2 separate regions of the Homo sapiens genome follow, and region 2 is linked to region 1. Evidence: chromatin loops called from intact Hi-C (ENCODE). Cell type or tissue: dorsolateral prefrontal cortex. All regions are shown on one strand. Each heading gives the region's core, and the rest is flanking DNA. Links, peaks and the distances in the headings are about the cores only. Region 1 overlaps PEX5L (peroxisomal biogenesis factor 5 like). Region 2 overlaps PEX5L (peroxisomal biogenesis factor 5 like).

Evidence for each region. Peaks named below come from ENCODE experiments on the same cell type or tissue, not always from the same donor. Only the 100,000 strongest peaks of a DNase experiment are listed, where the experiment ranks them.
Region 2: a loop joins it to region 1, with 4 times the contacts of the local background. A loop is called at or near these places in 1 of 110 quality-filtered maps.

Annotation. Positions count from the first base shown.
Region 1 is chr3:180,014,239-180,024,135 of GRCh38, reverse strand. All of the region lies in intron 1 of PEX5L (peroxisomal biogenesis factor 5 like), which reads left to right. Among named protein-coding and RNA genes, the nearest start is that of PEX5L, 18 kb to the left of the region's middle. RefSeq lists an enhancer at 9,282-9,781. In dorsolateral prefrontal cortex, for the core only: CTCF peaks have their summits at 5,119 and 5,320; a DNase peak (open chromatin) is centred at 5,345; H3K4me3 peaks cover 505 bases; H3K27ac peaks cover 3,108 bases.
Region 2 is chr3:179,938,130-179,948,026 of GRCh38, reverse strand. The region is part of intron 2 of PEX5L (peroxisomal biogenesis factor 5 like); the gene reads left to right. Among named protein-coding and RNA genes, the nearest start is that of PEX5L-AS2, 45 kb to the right of the region's middle. RefSeq lists an enhancer at 5,632-5,711. In dorsolateral prefrontal cortex, for the core only: a CTCF peak has its summit at 5,646; DNase peaks (open chromatin) are centred at 4,346 and 5,606; H3K4me3 peaks cover 1,629 bases; H3K27ac peaks cover 8,000 bases.

The sequences.
Region 1 (9,897 bases), core at 587-8,586:
ATACCAGTGCCAGTGACATGTACTACCTTTGTGCAAATAATAAAAATGTACCCTTTCTGGGTGGACCAAATATACAAAGACTGTGTTTTTTCCTGGGGAACACAATCCCACACCCAGGCACACACTTGGTATGTGAGGTAGAGGGTTGGATTTCAGACCTGAATAGTGCCCCCTCACCCAGACATCTTTGCACAGCCAATCTGCACAACCATAGGCATGGCTTTGAAGGGGGTCTCCTCTACCAAGGTGCTAGGTATGGCTCTGAAGGGGGTCTCCTCTACCAAGGAGCTAGGTATGGCTCTGAAGGGGGTCTCCTCTACCAAGCAGCTAGTCTCTCCCTCTCTCTCTCTCTCTCTCTCTCTCTGTGTGTGTGCGTGTGTGTGTGTAGATGAGTGGTGAAAGGTGAATAAATTAGCTCTATTTTACCAAATATATTCAAACACAAATTGGATGTGTTTGCTAAGGCTTTTATAGAGGATGGTCTCTTTAAAGGCTTACTGGCTTTCCTTCCAGCTCTAGGATTCTATTATTATCAGGCCTCTAATTAGTGATACAATACATCTGTGAGTGCTTGGTCAGGGCCGATTCCCCCAGTTTACTACTAACCATATAATGGAAAATACATTTTAAAATTTTGCTAACATCGAGAAGCTTGATATTTCTTACGAAGCCAAAGATCAGCCTCTCCTAATTCTTCAGAGGACGTGCTGTTTGGGAGCATGCTGCCGTATGTCTCCTCATTCTGCAAATAAGACATTTTCCTGTAAAGCTATCCCTGATATAGCAGATTCTTATTTGTGATATAATACTGATATCTCTGCTACAATAGTCACTTTTTGTGACAGTGAGATGTTCGTAAAAGTTAATCTTTAGAGTGCCTCAGTGAGGTTGGCAAAAGATAGATATTTTATCTCTGTCATGCTGATAAAGAGAATGCAGCATACAGGTTGGACCACCTCCCCCAGACTTCCTTGTCAAATCAATTGGGGACTGAGGAGTAGAATCTGGGTCTTCTGTTTTTCACTCTATTGCTTGCGCCTGCATAGCAAATTCAGGCCATATCTCCATGTCGGTACCTCAGCCGCTGCAAAATGACTCAACTAACAGGAGATAAAATGATTTTGCAAGTTTTCTGGACATTGCGGTGGCCTTGGAGGGTAGAAATCACTGATGCATTCTTTCTACCACTTACTCAACACAGATGTAGAATCCAAATAGCTTTACCGATACTCTGCACTCAACACCTGTAACATTTATGCATGTAATACTCTGAGAGCCCCTTTGTGTAGGATGGAGTGCACTTGCTTAGTGGAGTACAGAACAGTCACAAAACACCCATCTTTTATGCAGAAATCCCCTCTAGAATCAGAAATGCCCAGAAGGCCAGAATAATATTGAGGCTATGGGATTAATCGGAGCTCAGAAGCCCAGTGTGGAGACACTTTTCAAGATCCTCAATATTATCTTGATTGTATGTATAAACCAAGCTGAAATATCCCCACTCAAAATTCTATTACTTACCTAAATATTTTTATGTTTTATTTTGTACTTTGCTATTGTAAAACATTCAACATTAATAAGGTAGTTAACCAAGTGTTTCATGTATTACTTTAATGTTTTAACCTCCTTTAAATTAACCCCTCTTTTAAATACAAGACTTTACTTGAGAAAAATCCGTTGCTATTTATTTGAGGGAGTTCTCTTAATTTCTTATGATCTTAGACATCCATTTATGCAGGAAGAGAAAACACCAGCTTTGTTGAAAGGAAACTACTTCTAAATGGCAGGATCAAAATTATTGTGGAGGAAATATGCACAGCTCTTATTTTACTAATCTCAATTCATATTAAAATATCTATTTTAAATGGAACATTTGTTCCCTAATGTCTTAAAATTAATTTTAAACTTTCAATTAATTTAGGAGTGTGGAAGGACTAAGAAGTAACATTATAAAAATCAGAATGTGATAGCATTGATCAAATTATTCAATGTAAAATTAAAATACCAAAATAAAAATCATGTTTTCTTTCATAGCTGATTTTGTTAAAATTAATATTTTAGAAATCAACTCCTAGCACATTCATGTGATTATATTCTGGTTTCAGAATCAATAAGTAATAGAAATTAAATGTTCTGTGTTATATCAAGGAAGCATTACTCCCATCTTCTATTTTAAGAGTTAAAATACATGTGTTTTTGGGTCTCATTTGTCCAAAATTGTTATTTTACCTGTGGCTTATACTGCACATTATTCTGGTGTTTTAATAAATGCTTAAACAGATAAAGAAATGTTAAAGTAACTAAGCATCTATGCTCATCCTCAATATTTGTCCACAAACCAGTTACATCTCCCCAACTTAACACCAGTCTCACTAACTGACTACCTGTACCTGTTCCAACTCAAAGTCAACATGTTCAGATATGGACTCACTGTCACCACCACCAACTGTACCAACTTCCGTAAGGCCTACCTCTTCCCCTATTTTTCTGGATTGTGTAATAGCACCACCATCCACTCAATTACCTAAGTCAGAAACCTGGGAGTCATCCGCTCCTCTCTCATATCATCCTTTTATTTGAAGTCCTTTCATGTTAAGCATCATCTATAATAGTGTTTCTAAGTGCAATCATCTTTAGAATCATTGTCTAGAATGCTCGTTAGAAATGTAGATTCCTGGACCCCACTGCAGCCCTGTTGAATAAGGCTCCCTGAGAACGAGGCCTGGGACTCTGATTCCACAGTTGAACTTAATGCACACTGAAGTATGAAAAACACTGGCCTCCACAATAATATATGACTTATAAGCCCTACTTTGCTGTTTTCTCATCTACAATGTCCTCATAAGAACTCCAAACTCTAACCTTACTAGATTTTGAACATGTCCCCAAATTGGACTTGTGCCTCCATGCCTCTGGCCTTCTCTAGTGATGTTCTCTCTGACCGGGTCACCCACATTCTCACCTACCTGGCCGATCCTTGCTTATCCTTCAAAATCCAGCTGAAGGTATCACTTCCTATAAGGAGTCTTCCGTAAACCTCCAGGGCTGGGTTAGATGCCTTCCTCATGTTCTCATAGCACCCTGAGCCTGTGCAGAACTCTGTCTCAGCTCCCCTTACCCTACTTCTTGGTGGGGTGGTTCTCTTGGCTGTATCTTGTTCATCTTTTCAACCCTGGTACCTAGCACAGAGCCTAGTCATGGTGGGCAAGCAATACATGTTGGATTAAATAAAGAATTGTTGAACAAATTCATCTTTTAATTAGCCTTAATTAGTCTGCTTGGTTTGATTTAAACTTCTGAAGAGTCCCATAGACTAGTATAGATTAAGCATTTTATCTAGCATCTTTGAAGATGAAATTAAATTATTATGAAAATGAACTATTCCCTTTAAAAAATCAATTATTCTTGAGTAATGCATTCAAATTCCTGTCTGATTTTTTTTAAGGCAAGTGTGAAGAACAAAAGAAAGAATATAAGCCAACAGGCAAAACACTTGGATCCCAGGCCTGTTTCTGCTCTAACTTGTATATGACTTGGGAAACATCACTTTATCTCTGTGGGTTTCAGTTTTCTCATTCACATCACAAAAGGACTGGTAGAATCTGAAGCTTTTCCCAGTAAAATAATTTTATTATTCTAAACTAAACTTTAATAAATTAACATTTTGAGATAGTACTTAATGTAATAAAAAAGCAATTTAAATAGTATCTAGAGTTTATCATGTGTATAAATCTTATATATAAGATATATGTAAAATAGGATATATGTGTAAAATTAGATTTTATTGGGGGAGAAGCTGTTGATCTAACTTTACGATAAAATTAGACCAATGTTATATTTATTCTACTTTTTCTACTTAGTTCTAATATTTTGTTGTATTGGTTTAAATTTTTATTTTATCAATTAATTGCATGATTTGCTCATTATATGAAATGATAATCATCTGTTATTTATCCCCATGGATTATATAATTGTAAGCGAAATGAATATCATGGCGTTATTTGACTGAGAAGATTATTTTCATATTTTTCTTCTGGTTTTGAAGACATGGGGGAAATTTTCGATGAGATGTTAATCCAAGTTGTAGCAATTCCTACCTGTGTGACCTTAGACAAGTTTCTTAATCTCTCTGACCATCTCAAATTTGAAAATTGAAGTGTACATTAATTCGTTAAGAAGCCTAATTGTTTGATTTCTGACTCTTGTCGATAAGAACATTCACAGATTTGTTGCCAAGTTTTAATACTGGATTCTCTGCTTTAGAAATATCCTTATATTATTGAGGGGGGACATTATCCAGTTGATAAAGATTATCTCATCAAAACAGAGACCACTACTTCCCATCATTTAAAATTCTACAATAAGGTGATCATATGGAAATTATACCCTCAAACTAATTAATGGGATAAGTTAGTTGCAGTGGGAAGTATTTCTGTTTCCTTTTATCTCTCTGATTTCCTCAGTCCCAAGGAAATACAAATATTTTCATTGACAGTTATATTAGATGCAGAATTGTGAATTGCCTTTGGTATACCCACTTAGAGAGAATTGAAGGAGGAAATATGATGATAAATAAAAATGGGAAACTAGAACCTCAAGGTATGCTTCTACCTTAAATCACTGAAATTGCCTGTTTGCACATTTAAAATGAGGTATCCTCATAAGTCAGAAGTAGAAACCAGAGGCTAAAATTCCAACCAGAGCCAGGAGCACACTTTTATAGAATGTTAGCAAATTTAATACCTTGGGACAGTGAAAGTTCTTGGCAAACATTGATTTACTGGAGATCAGAAAAAGTTGGTTGACTGGGAGGAATATTTATGCATTTATATATGCATTCTTTAAGTAAGCACGATTATATGAGTAAATTACAGTCTACAGAGAAACATAAAATCCCAGAGACCTGGAGTTCAAATTATTGACTTTATTTCCAACTGTGACCCTATATGGCCTTAAACCTTTATGATCTATTCCATGGCCCTAAACACAGCCTACAAGACATTACCCTACTGAGCAATGGAGAAGATTGTTTGGCACACTTCCTTCACACGTTCCACTCCTTTATGCACACAATTAAAATAGACACCAATACACGGAGCTAGAAGAAATGGATTTCTGCATATTGACCATTCACACCTGATTGTGAAATAAAGTTGATTGTATTGATTTCTGTGGCTCTATGATGCCTTTAATAGAGTGGCCCGAAAACTCTAGGCTTGCTGTTCTGGATTTTAACAAACAAACAACAACAACAACAAAAAACAGACAACTTGAACAAATTGAATCTGCAGCAACCTTAGAGAGCCATCTCAGAGGCAGGGGGAGCCCTTTGAGAAGCATAGCAACTGGATGTCACCCAGTAAGACAGGCAGGCCTGGGTGAAAGGCTTCGTGTGAGCTGTCTAAATGTTTACCTCAAGCTTTCTGCAAATTCGTGTGTGTCATTTTTCATTTCAGAGCAGCACCCACTCTCCTATTAGAATGAACAAGGTTCCCAGGCCAACAGAAGCTCTTCCCCTCTCTAAAAACGAATAAAATGAAAGGCAGGTTTGGAAATGACTTGCACAGCCATAAATATTGGCGCTATCTTTAACATGATTTTCACTTCAAAAAATATGTTTTCATTTATAACATAGTTTATATTCATAACTGCATTGTCAAGTCAGAAGGACTGGCCATATCACCAACCAAGGCACCGACTGTTAGTTACTTGTCATCAGCCGGTTAGTGGTAAAGCAAGACTATGTTGCATTCTGTGTTATTTCTTTTAGAATATTCTTACATGAGATATTCACTGGCTAAAATGGTTCCAGCCCATTCAATAGAAAGGTTAACACAGACCTACCAAATGATGGAAAAATTGCAAATATAAAACTAATCGTGACATAATATATATGTATAAAAATATTATATGAAACAACGTATGTTTTACTTTTGTTCATATGAGGTATATGGTATATATTAATAGATGAGGAACCAGAACACTGCCTTTGGTGGGAAAGGATGTTCTAATGTAACGTATATGTTCCATTCAGTTCCTGACACACTGTACAACCATAATAAATAGAAATTGCTGAAATCCACTTTGCCTTTTGGCTATACTCCCAGGAAAGCTTATCTGATTTCCAAACTGTGGGTGCTAAAATAAAATCTGAGAAACACAGAGCAGAATAAGAAATAGATCTCTTCAGCATATCTGATATCCACCTACCCTGAGTCCTCATTCTTCATCTTAATTTTTCTTTATTTTGAATCGTGATTCCTTTCTCTGAACCTCAACCTTTTCTCAGAAGTGCTTATCCAAGTCATGTTTATAGAAGTAAATACTTATTCATTCATTCATTATCAAATATTTTTTAGCATCTTATCTTCTTACAGAAACAAAGCTTTATGATATTCCCTCTTATTTGGGAACTTAAAAGTTAGCTGAAAAGACACAAACTTATGTAGGAAGATCAGATTTAAATAAAATAAAGAAATAAATAATTTTTATAAGGAAATATAATTATATATAAAGTATATGGAAAATGGGTATTTGAAAATATGGCTCAGTTGTACATGAGTGACAGAAGTACACACTCAGTTTGAGAGTAAATTAATAGGTCATATGTATAGTGTTTTGAATTAAATATTGAAAGATAGTCCCCAATCAAATAGAATGGTTTTTAAAATCTCTATTAAAAATGGCAACTTTTCACATAGTTCACACTGATAACGGCTTTAAAATACATTTTAGGAATGTATAAGAGAGAGAAACTTGCAAAGGCATCCTGGGGCTTGAATCTGTAATCCATATATTCTTTTTTCCAGTGTTATTTCAAAACCTAGATGTTATGTGAGGAAAATGTCCCTTTCCCAAAACAGCAGAGAGAAAATCATAAAAGATATTTCCGTCTGGGGATGTGTAAACATTTAAGTTTGGTAAACAGCCATTTCAAGCTATTCATAAGTCAAAAATATGGTGGCGTAGTGGTTCTCCCGATTTCCTTTAGACCAAAATTTAGACTCAAATCTGTAAACAGATCTTTTTTTATTTTATCATGAGACAGCAATTTACCCACTAGAGAAAATCTTGTATAGATGTTAAGCTAGTATAAAATTTCATCATGAAAATATAACTTCATAAATAAATATGATGTGTTAATGAACATTACTCACTCTTTTTACATAAAAAGTTAGCAATAAAATATGAAATTAAATACTTGGATTCATGAATCTATAATGCTCTGTTCTTTAGGATTCCTGTGGAATTAAGTATGTTTATTGACAAAGCAAATGATCAAGAGCATAAATGGAAAGCTATTTACATTTGCAAGAAATGTTCAAATATAAATGCAAATAAATCAGCTAAATTAATAAGTAGGAACATTTAAGAATAACACTTTACAACTAAGTATAGATTTACATCAGAAAGGTAATAAAATCCATCTGCAACCCTGTCTGAGTTCTTGGAAGTTCAGCATCATTCACTTCATGGGTGAAGGTCAAGGTCAGGCATTTATTGAGAGCACTGTCACCTCTGGAGCCCCTCTGGCTCCAGCTGCACTGCTGGTACATGTCTACTTCTTTTGTGATAAAAATCAGCAAGAATTTTCTGTATTGTTCATTCCTGCGTGATAATTGAACCAGGTATATTCAAGGACAAATTAAACAACCAAATTAAAGGTCAGTTGCAGAGATAGGTGAACTGTGTTAGTACCTTGTGAATCTCATCTATTTTAAATTAGAAATTTCTTAAAGACAAGGGCATGATTTTAAACATTCACATATATAGAGAGATAGATATATAAAAATATTTCATAGCACTGAGCTGACATCCAATTAATAGGAGGCTAACTTAAACATTAGAGATAGCAGTAAGGATTTAATAAAACTTTAAGTATTATGATATAATCATTGATCAAAGTCATCCTTCCCCATGGTATGACCTAGCCACATTTTTCTGGAGATAAGATTAACACATTAGAATAAAATTAAGGATAGAATTAAAAACAGAAAGATAAGATATTGAGTGTTGGTGGTGGTGGTGGTGGTGGTGTTACAGCACTTACTTCTCTTTGTGGAAAAGAATGTTTTTTCCCCAAATCAGTCATGCTCACTTGTTGTGACCTAAATCACTATCAGCCATTATTTCTCTGTCTCTGTAGTTTAAACCCAAATATCCCATTATGCCTTTTCATAATTTCATGTGTTGATTATTCATCCTACTTTTACACTTTTGTTTATTTATTATACATTATATATAATATATTAAATATTATATATTATATGTTATATATTATTATATTCTATGAAGTACCTCCTATGTATCAAGACAAAAGTCAAGAAAATTAGTTTCAAATCTCTTCTATCATTGCCCTTCATTCTTCTGACTTAAGTCTTCTCTATAGCTTGGCTTCCTCACCAATAGTGAGGAGATTAATATATAGAATGGTCTGAGGCCCTCTCTAACTCTGAAATTCTAGTTCATGAATAACCATGGCCATCCTCTCAGTTTGTTTATTTTGTGAATTCCCAGAAGTCCATGAAAACACTAAGGAACAATTCACTATAATTAGACATCAGGGATACTGCTTTGTTTTAGTTTTTAATAATATACAATGATGATAATTTTAAAGACTCTCTCACCATGTAAGACAATTATGGATGTTTCTACCATGAATGGAGTCCTCAATAGGAAACATTTTTCTTCTGTTATACTAAGAGCATGACATTAGAATTAAAACACACACACACCTCGTTTTGGAGAAAACAAGTTTTCTATAAAATATAATTAAAATTTGGTAGCTCGTTCGCTAACTTAGCAGAGGTGGGATTTGAACCAGAAATTTGGCTCCAGAGTCAACTCCCTTGTATACAATATTATTTAAAAAATGTGTTTTAAACATTCATCAAATGTTAGCAGGAAGGGATACAAAGATGAATGAGGTGTGGTTCCTGTCCTCAAGGGGTTTACGGAGCCAACCCATCTTCCAGCAAAACATTTCTCTAAGGCTCTGCTAAGGAATGAGACAGAGCCCTTTCTGCCGGTAATCCCCACAGCACTTCATCTGTTTCTTTCTCAGAGCACTTTTACAAGTATGTTATTGCTATTTGTGTTTACCTCTCACATTTCTTGCTTGAAAAGAATATACCTTATTCATGTTTATGCTCTATGTCAGTGCTGAATAAAATGGTTCTGCAATAACAGAAATAGGTACTGATGTTTACATGTAGCAAGCATCTTATGGTAAGTACAGTGCAAGGATGAAATAAAAGCCTTTGGTGAAATAGCTGCAATTGCAAGATCGAAATCACCATAATAATCCCAATTCAGATTTCGGGGTTCGTTTGTGGTTTTTCTTTGTTCCTCTGCTAGAAAAAAAGAAAAAATTTAGTGGAAAGAGACTTGCCTTATTTTTTTTCCAGTAGTATTATACATATAAAATAGAACACACACTTTTTATAATGAATTTTAAAACTGTTTTTATATGACTTAAAAGTTTAGCTTCTTTTACACTACTTTCCGTGGTTTATTTTGTTTTTCCAAACAATTTTCCAGATTTAAACTTTAGACATGCTTTATAGAGACTAAAACTCTAAGCTTATCTTTAAGTTTTAATGAAAGTAATAGCCCTACTTTCCTGTAACCTGGGAGTTTTGTGTCTGCATTCTTTTTTTTTTTTGAGTCGGAGTCTCGCTCTGTCACCCAGGCTGGAGTGCAGTGGCGCGATCTTGGCTCGCTGCAAGCTCCGCCTCCCGGGTTCACGCCATTCTCCTGCCTCAGCCTCCGGAGTAGCTGGGACTCCAGGCGCCCGCCACCACGCCTGGCTAATTTTTTGTATTTTTAGTAGAGACGGGGTTTCACCGTGTTAGCCAGGATGGTCTCGATCTCCTGTGTCTGCATTCTTTAATCTCT
Region 2 (9,897 bases), core at 902-8,901, 76 kb after region 1:
TCCTTTAAAAGTAACTTTTTTGGCCAGGCACGGTAGCTCACATCTGTAATCCCAGCACTTTGGGAGGCCGAGGCAGGCAGATCATGAGGTCAGGAGATCGAGACCATCCTGGCTAACACGGTGAAACACTGTCTCTACTAAAAATACAAAAAATTAGCCAGGCGTGGTGGCGGGTGCCTGTAGTCCCAGCTACTCGGGAGGCTGAGGCAGGAGAATGGCATGAACCCAGGAGGCAGAGCTTGCGGTGAGTGGAGATCATGCCACTGCACTCCAGCCTAGGCGACAGAGTGAGACTCCGTCTCAAAAAAAAAAAAAAGTAACTTTTTTGATTATTACATTTAAAATATGGTTATTATTTTTAAAATTTGGCAACTACAAAGTTAAAAAAATGCTATTTACTTTGCGTCAGTACTATCTTTATATTGTTTTTGCTTTGTTTGGGAATGTTAAGGTACTATAGTAGAATAAGCCTGTGTTATTCTACTACTGTAATAGAAAAAAACCTGGGTTTTAATCCTGACTGTACCACTTCCTAGCTGAGATTATGGTTAAGTTCCTTAAGCTCCCTGAAACTCTTTTCTTTGGCTGAAAAACAAAGATAGTCATATCTGCCTCCATAATTGGTGTAAGGGTTTGAAATAATGTATTCTTAGCACATAGTAGGTGTTCAATTAATGGTAACGATAATTATTGTGTAATATTTATTATAATAAAAATATAATTTTTATTCAATTAATGGTAACTGTATTATCATTATGCTTTCTATCTTTTAAGTTTCAGAATCTAATTACACTCTTTGCAGAATTTTTTAGTGTTTGGAAATTTCAATCCTGCTTCTAATTGATTGATAAACACATAGTCTGTGGAACTGAGAAAGGCCACTACCAATTTCTCAGATGAGCGTACTTTCACAATACCTCAGTGAGAGATTTTCCATGTCTGCTGTGCTCATTAATGTGTGTGAGCCTCCACTCAATTGAAAATTACCCAAGTAGGGCGTCCATGTTTCATATACTATGAAACCCCTTGTAGCCAGGCTACTCAATACATACCCACTGCTACTGACAGAGTTAATAATATACATCAAATATTGCTCATTGATTCTTCTCTTTTTGTCAATGCAAAAAATCCATGTATAGTGCAGCTCTATTTGACACCATTTAGAGGTGGACTGTTGGTCCACCCAAACTGGAAAAAGCTGCCTCCACTAACTGAAAGCTTTTCTCACATTATAGCTGTGTGCTGTTATTAATGAGAGAGCCTCTAGCTCCTGGTTCTCAGTCACAGATGCACACTGGAATAATGTGAAGATTTTTTCCAAATACTGATGCCTTCCTAGGTTTCACGCCCAGGGATTCTGATTTAATCAGTACCTCACTAGAGCTTCTGCTTTTTGAGTAGCCATTGAAACCCTGTTAGTGACTCTACTTAGAGTTAAGAATTTGTATGTGCTTTGTGAATTGGTTGTTTTATCTTCTCACTTTCTTCTTGTTGTCATTATTCCCTCTATTCTAACAGTTTCTCATCTAACTTCTCTATCGCATATGTTTTTTCTTTCTTCAGTCTCTGTGTTTGACCTGTAAACAAGGAATTTCAGTTGGGAGATAAGGGATGGTGTCTAGTGAATTTAGATTTCTTTAGACCCTGCCCTGTGTCCTGCACTATTCTAGGCTCTTTATTTCCTTTATTCTTCACAGCAATCTTGGAAGGCAAGTGAGAGCACCTCATCTACCATTAAGAAAGCTGTAACTCACCAAAATTAGTTCACTTACTCTATATTATACAGCCAGCAAGAGCCTGGATTGAAGCTCAAGATTATTCTGATTTCAAAACTCTTTCCACTCACTGTGAATTACAAAATCAGAGCCCTTGGATGAGGCTAGGGGATGGTAGAGGTGGTCACATAGCAGAGTGAAGCTGGCCAAGTACAGAGCAATGAAGAGAGGTAAGGACAGTGGCAAATAAAGAATGAATACCCCTAGAACATTCAGATGCAAAAAAAAAAAAAACTTTCAGTACTGCAGATCAACACATCTATCTGTACACTCAATTTGGCTTGCAAGTCACCAGCTTTTACCCTTTCTTTTTCCAACTTTGCAAAATAACATTCATGCCATTTCCCTCTGCAACCACACACAAGAGGCATGAAATATACTGCGTGACCTCGAGTGGGAGAACTGAGACTAGTGGATAGAAGTAAAAGGAGGTGAATTTTGATCGGATATGTTTCATAGACTTTCCTATCAGAGCTGTCCAGCAAAGGAACTGGCTGCCATGAAGCAGAAAGCTCCACGCCAAGAGGACAGAGCTGAATAAACCTCTGTAGCACTCCCAAGGAAAGGTGTCTTCCCATGGACGGAAGGTACAATTCTGTTAAATGTTTATTGACCTTTCAAGCGTGTGTCATGCCCTGTACTAGCCTCCGTGGGAACTGTTCAGATACAAAACCTCCCATGGAGACTGCAGTCTTATTAGATAGCCTGGCATCATGCTAACAAGTCTTTAACTATGTCTGTAGCCCTTATCACAACCTCAAGTGGTAGATGCCATTAACCTGAGTTAAGAGATGAGGAAATTCAGACTTAGAGAGATTTAGAAAGTTATTTAATGGCACACAGTATTAAGTGACAGGGAAAGGATCTCAGCCAGGAAGTAAAGTCTGTGCTCTTAATGACTGTTCCAAATATCCTCTCTCAGTAGGGACACCAGCTCAGAAACCTGAGTCATCATTCAGGAAATCTGTCCCAGCCCTGGTGTCCCAATACTTAAAATTTAGGTGATTTCACCCTGTCCCAACCATTCTAAAAAGGAGCAAGCTGAGAATCCCCATTCTGCCAGCTTCTTCTGGTTGCTAGAGATGTGATATGAAGACCACGGTAAACTTGGCTCTATACGATTAAATAACAAGGGAACCAATTGCAAATTGGCTTCAATTTTTCACTCTGTTATGTCCAAAGAAGACTATAAAACAGAAGTTCTGAGTGCAAGCATTGCACAGCTTTTCTCATTTCAAATGTAACTTTGAAATCAGCATGACAACCTGCTATCAAGAAATAAACATATTGACAGGCAACCTTGCCTTGTGAAGCGGACACAGAGGGAGATGTTAAGAGACCTGAGTGAACGTCCTGATTCTGCCCACTTACTAGTTTTGTAATCTTGCATTTCACTTCATTTCAGTGATTTCTGTTTCTGTATGTGTAGAGATAGAGTTTGCACATTGTTATGGGGAAACCCTTCAATGTACTGTAGGTGCTCAACAAATGTTTGCAATCCTTCCTTGAACATCAATTGAAAACTGTTGAAAACGGCCTTAAAATGGGCATAAATTGGAATCTTACAAGATTTACCAGAATTGGTTTATAAACTCAGTATAGCAGTAACATGTGATAAGGTCATTTAAAAGAACATAATTCTGTTTTTCAAAAAAGACATTTATTGAACTGGAGGAAAAGGAAGGGATGAGAATGGGAAACTGACATTTATTAAGCTCCTGGTCTCTGCCAGGCCATGTTAGACCTTTCCAGGCATTTCGTTTATTCCTCGTAACAGTCTTGTGAGATAGCCATTTTTATCCCCATTATCATAAATGGTGAGCTGTAAGACTGAGAGGTTAAGGAAACTGCTTGAGTGTCCAAGACTGGATTTGAACTCAAGTCCCCAGACTACCTGAGCCTTTCTAGTGGGGACCATAGTGTCTATTGATTTTTGTTGAGCAAAAGTCTCTTCTTAGAAGGCTGGATTGAGTGTAAACCTCCCATCTTTTATGCATCTCTGAAAGTAGCAGTCTGCTATCATCTGAGTTAATAGTTGCTCTTCCAACAGAGATTTGTGGACACAAAATTTCTAAAATTTCTGATATATTCCCTCCATTCCCTAAAATTTGTAATGGCTCCTGATGAACTACCCGGACATCATGATGACCTGTTTCTATATTAAAAAGTAGCCTTTGAATTCATAAATTGTTCTAATTGTAATTTGAGTGGAATATAAGTTTATAAACTTTTTCAGTTTTTTGGGGGGGGGAGGGCATATTCTTCTGGCAAGTTTGTTGAGAGAGCCCCATTGAGAGTAGGCATCACTTGTCCTCAATGTGTGAGTTACCCAGTTTTACCAGGAAGCCTTATCTGGTCCTGCTTCCTTCTGCTTTACCCAGGGAATTTGAATAGCTGATGTGGAAAGGAAAAAGGAGATGGAGCACAATTGGTAGAATTAAGCATTGTGTTGAGAATTGTTACTGAGTCCTTCAAGAGACCTTTGTCTGACTTGAGCATCTAAGAATTCAAGCCTTGTTTTTCTCTCTCATATATAATGACAGCAGCGGGCCACAGATGTCACGTGCTTAGTGCTCACCGCCTCTGCTGTCTTATTGTGATTCTCCACGTGGTGGAATAAAACATTGCACACAGAATGCAGACCACATTCAGCTTCCCAGAAAGTTAGCTTCCAGTGAGCAGAAACTGAATTTCCATACCTAAATTCTATAGGAAAGGATTCGACTAATTGGACATGAGTTTCTGTTCTCCTCACAATAATTTACTGCAGGCTAATTATTACACATTTAAATACTTTGGATAAATGAATTAAAAGCCAGTTTTCCTCTTTATTCATCCAATTCATTAGATGATTTCATTTTAGGAAATGAGGAAGTAGATGTGATTAATTGTGCAACAAATGAGCAATTCACTCACTTATACAAGGAATAAGAATCTCTGTGCTAAGAGATGGAATGATTTGTTTCCCCACTGCCAAGGTGGCTGCTGGCCATACAGGGCATAGTGTTCATACAGTGCAAATGCTGATGATAGCGCTAACCTAATATAAAGATGCTTGCTTGAAATCCAGAGCAATCTTCATCTACCATAAATAGGAAAGTAAGCAGGATTCTAAAAGTAAATATAGTAAAATAATAATAACAACAATAATATTCAACTCATATAGTTCATTACTTTTGCAAGTGCTTTGGTATATGTTACGTCATTTGATTGTCACACAACGACACTGGATGTTAGTATTGTTACTATCCCCATTTTACAGATAAGGAAACAGGTTCAGAGGACATTACTGCATTGCTGGAGGACACATAGCCCATAAGTAGCAGAGCCAGAATTGGAACGCAGGCCTCCTGATGCCAAAGTAATACGGCCTTTCCATTATGTCTACTATATGTAACCTAAGAGGACAAAATGGAGAGAGGAAGAAAAGATCAATCTGAAAGCTGCGTCCTTTGGTTGTTCTAGCTCAGGTCACCACACATGCTAACTCCCTGTTCCCATCAAAAGGCAGCTGGCCTTGAAGGGCTGGAGCAGGGTCGAGTATACAGGAGACTCAGTTGACAGGTGAACTCTGTCCCAGTCCACTGTCTTCCATGTGTGCGTCCCAGTGAAGGCAGAGTCCTGGGAAGAAACCATCCGTCTCATGCGCCTGGGTCGAGAGAGGGAATCCGGGTGCAGTGGGAGGGAGGTGAGGACCAAAGAATTCAAGATAAAGGAGATTCCGCGCCTCCGAGTGCCTACCGGTGCCACTGCCCTGCAGAAGCGCTGGGGCCTTGGGCATGCGCGCAGCGGGCGCGGTCACAGGCTCCAGCCCCGCCCAGCCGCCTCCGCGGTCCCGCAGTGTTGTCATTGCTCTGGCAACTGCGGACACATCCCACGCCAGAACAGCCGCGAGAGGGACATCGGGTTCGGAGTGGCCCTCCTCAGGCTCCAGGTGCAAAGTGCTCCAAAACAAAGCAGCAGAAATAGCAGCCACGAAAAGGAGCCCTCGGAGGAGAAATGAGGCCCAGGCTTCTTGGGAGAAGATGCAGAAAGGGCTGTCACAATTAATTTCAGTCCGGAGGCCAGTTTCTGGAAGGGTTCAATAGACTAGAAGTACATACAGACGGCAACAGCTTTTCCTCCAGTGGTAAAAAGCAGAGTGAACTTTAAATCCAGATCCTCTTCCTCCAATCAACCTTTTCTTTGAAAAGCTGATAATCTTTTCTTTTCTTCTTTTTTTTTTTTTTTTTTTGAGGAGTCTCACTCTGTCACCCAGGTTGGAGTGCAGTGGCGCGATCTGGGCTCACTGCAACCTCCGCCTCCCGGGTTCAAGCGATTCTCCTGCCTCAGCCTCCCAAGTAGCTGGGATTACAGGCGCCCACCACCACGCCTAGCTAGTTTTTGTATTTTTAGTAGAGACGGGTTTTCACTGTGTTGGCCAGGCTGGTCTCGAACTCCTGACCTCGTGATCCGCCCACCTCTGCCTCACAAAATCCTGGGATTACAAGCGTGAGCCACTGGGCCTGGCCAAATAATCTCATTTTCAAAGTGAGAAATATTCTATTCTTATAACTAGTATGAGCTGTGTTGGAAAGTTTTCTACTCACTCTTTTCTACCAGGTTAATCAATGTTGTGGGTAGGAGCTTGGATTTTGGCATCGCACAGACTGGCGTTCAAATTCACACTATGCTATTTATTGACTGTGACTTTTGAACAAATACCTTCCCTGATTCTCAGTCCCTTCATCTGTGAAATGGGGGAAATGCCACCAACCTGATAAAGTTATTTTGAGAATTACATGAAGTACTGAATGTTGAACGCTTACTATAACATCATGGTGAATGAAATAATGCAGACACAAAAGGAAAAATACTGTATGGTTCCATATATATGAAGTACCTCGTAGAGAATTTTGAGCTGAGGGGAAGGGCAAGAGTTCTTGTTTAATGGCTGCAGAATTCCAGTTGGGGGAAAGGTGTGGAGATGATCACACAACAATGTGAACGTATAAATGCCGCTGAACTGTACATGTTTAAATCGGCAAAATGGTAAATGTATATTATGCATATTTTAACACAATAAAATAAACAAATTTTAAAATGTTTACAGTAGAGCTTGGCGCACAATAAATGGCTCTAATCTTGTGCCCCACCCTTCACATACTTCTATCACTTGCTATTATTTGCACTGTATTTTATCCACTGCGTCTGCCACTGTTACATTTCAATCTTCTTGAAAGTGAAAGACCGCTGGTTATATCTTATTCATCTTTTCTACCTCTGGCCTACCATAACGCCTGGCACATGTTAAGCACTCATTAAATGATTTGGGGAAAAAGAGGTAGCTCAAGACTCTTCCCCTCCTGTTTCTTACATTTTTAAAACCTCTCAACATTGTAAAAGGTCACTTATTTCTCTTTTCGTGCTAGAAGATCCTTATTTTGGACTAAAATGGTAAGTTCACACTATTGTACCAATGTATTATTTAAGCTTCAATAAATGAAGGAGACATTTCTCTAAATTAGGCCTCTGAGGATTGGATCCATGTTGTTCTTAAGGAGTTACGTCTTGCTCTAAATATACAGGCAGAGCAAAAGTGGAGCATGGGTTGCTGTTCCTTTAGAGGTAAATTAATGCTGTATAGAGTATTCTATGTCCAGTATATAACTGGAGCCCCACATGGTTCTCTCTTCATGCAGTACCATTTCAAAGAAACAGTAGCCAGATGGCATAAGCTTTGAAGAAACCGTAGACCATTAATGAAGTTTCCTGATAGTGGCAACTAAGGGGATCCCGTAGCACTTCATGCAGAAAGTCTCTCAAAAGCCTTCTGTAGGTCTCTTTCCATCTCATTAAACGTCTCCACATCCCCCAGCGCCCCCCAACACACACAGTAACTGCTCAATTCAATTTCACTCTTCTCTCTCTCTCACCACCTCTTTCTTTCTCTTCCCAGCTTTCTCTCTCTCTTCCCACCTCTCCATCTCTTTCTTTCTCTTTACCCATTCCTCTCCTCCAAGCTTCATTCTCATCCACCCCTTCCTCATCCATGCCATGCTGCCATGCCCACTTCCCTGTCTGCAAAGTCCAGGCTCCTTGTGTCTGACTGTTCCCTCTGCACACAGTCCCTAGGAAGCATAATCAGGTCACCTGCACTGACTAGTACCCAACAAGAACCAGCACATAGTCCATCCCTCTTCCTGAAATTCTGGTAAAAAAATAAATTAAAATTTTGCACCTCATGTAATGCTGAGGAGCCCCTATGTCAGCATTTCTAGGATGTGCTCATGGAGAACTATTTGGCTGTCATCATATAACTTTCCTTTTATTTTTATCCACCCTCATTTATAGGACCATAAGTTGATCAAAATGATACCAACTCATTTTTTCTCTGGCTTTCCTCTGGGTTCATGTCTTCCAACTTTGCATGATGTACACCACCAGACCTGCTCTTCTCAGGACACTCACCAAGGAGACCTGGCTATTCACACCTGTCTGCTCACTCAGTGGGGGGGCCTGAGTGCACAGCTGTAACCTCTTTATGGCTTATGAACATGCTAATTGAGGCACTTGGCTCTAGGTAATGAAGAAGTCTAGGAATGTGAATTGGCAAATCATTTGACTTTGCTCCTTTGTAAATGAGGGGCCTAACTGGGCTATATGTTCTAAGTTCTCCTCTGGGCCCAGAAGTCTATGTATCTGTAGTTAACACATACATTACCCCTAAAGCCCAGTTTCCACTTGCTTCAGACTTTCTTTGAAGCTTTAATTCCCAAGACCTATTTTATTTCCTCTCTTCTGAACCCTCTGAACATCTTGCTTTAGTTTAAGACTTCAAGAATATCCATCAATACAAATTACAGAGCCCAACCCCTAGAGTTTTAGATTCAGTAGAGAAATTGCACTTCTGACAAGTTATCGAGGTATGTGGGTGCTTCTGGTCTAGGAACCATACTTTGAGAGCCACTGGACTAAGAATTTTGAGAAGGCTTTACCAACACTGTCTTATAAGAGGTATCAATCCTGTTTTTCAGAGCTGATCACTCCTGGTTTCTTCAGTAAGCATCTTCATTTCAAAGGATGCCTACTCAATCAAAAGTGAAGACCATGTAGAAAGTCTAATTTTCAGGACAAGGATACTGAAGTGTAATTTTTAGGTGCAGTGAATTTCCCAAAGGAATTCAAATGGCATAAATTTGTGAGGCAGAGTTTCAGCAGCATGATGCAGTCTTTTCCCAGCCCCTGAGCCATTTACTAGACCAGGTCATCCTTTCAGGGCTCGTGTTTTATGCTCCTTGTGAAGAAAATACTTCTGACAATTGCTGCCTCAGAACTTAACCTCTAATGCAGTAAGTGACGGTGCACTGAACTCCAGAAGAGATTTAAGACTGGGGTCTAATGGCTTAAGACAATCCAGCACTGGTCTCACACCCTGCAGGAAGCAGCAGCTGCAGGTCTTAAAGCATTTACAAAATGCAGCATGCCCCAAAGTCAGTTTCCAAAATGAAGTAATGTCATCCATAAATTTGGAACACTTTAAGAAAGGAATTTACAGGTTATAGCCAACATTCACATCCTCTCCTTGAGGCATGTCTATGTTGAGAGTTCCTTTGCCTCACTTAAAATAGTTATCTTTTTCATTGTGTTCCTCTGTGATATTTTTCCCGTAAACTCTTATTTTGTGTGGATAAGTTAATGAACCTTATAATGCCAACCCCAGTGGATGGATGCAGACAGTTTTGTTAAACACGCTATTTCCCTTGCACACCATAGTGTTAAATGATAGTTTAGAGGTTTGTATTCATCATGCTGATCTAATTATACTAAACAGCTCTTGTTAAATCTCCAGAGTAACCAGATTTCAAGGCCTTTTGTGCAGATGCACAATTTTGAAGGGATTAACAGATTAAATACCTTCTAACCTCTCATCTATGTAAGTTAGTAATGGACAGGGTGCCTTCATTAGCATCTCAACTCCATTGAACCTAGTGGGAAAAAGGGTAATCAGCCAGCCCACATTTTAATAGATGAAAGGAAGAATTTCTTGCCTAGATGACATGAGCAATTTTATCTCTATGAATCTCCATTTGAGAAGGTGTGCCGCATTTTGTATGTTCACCTCTGCAGAGTTTACCTTTAA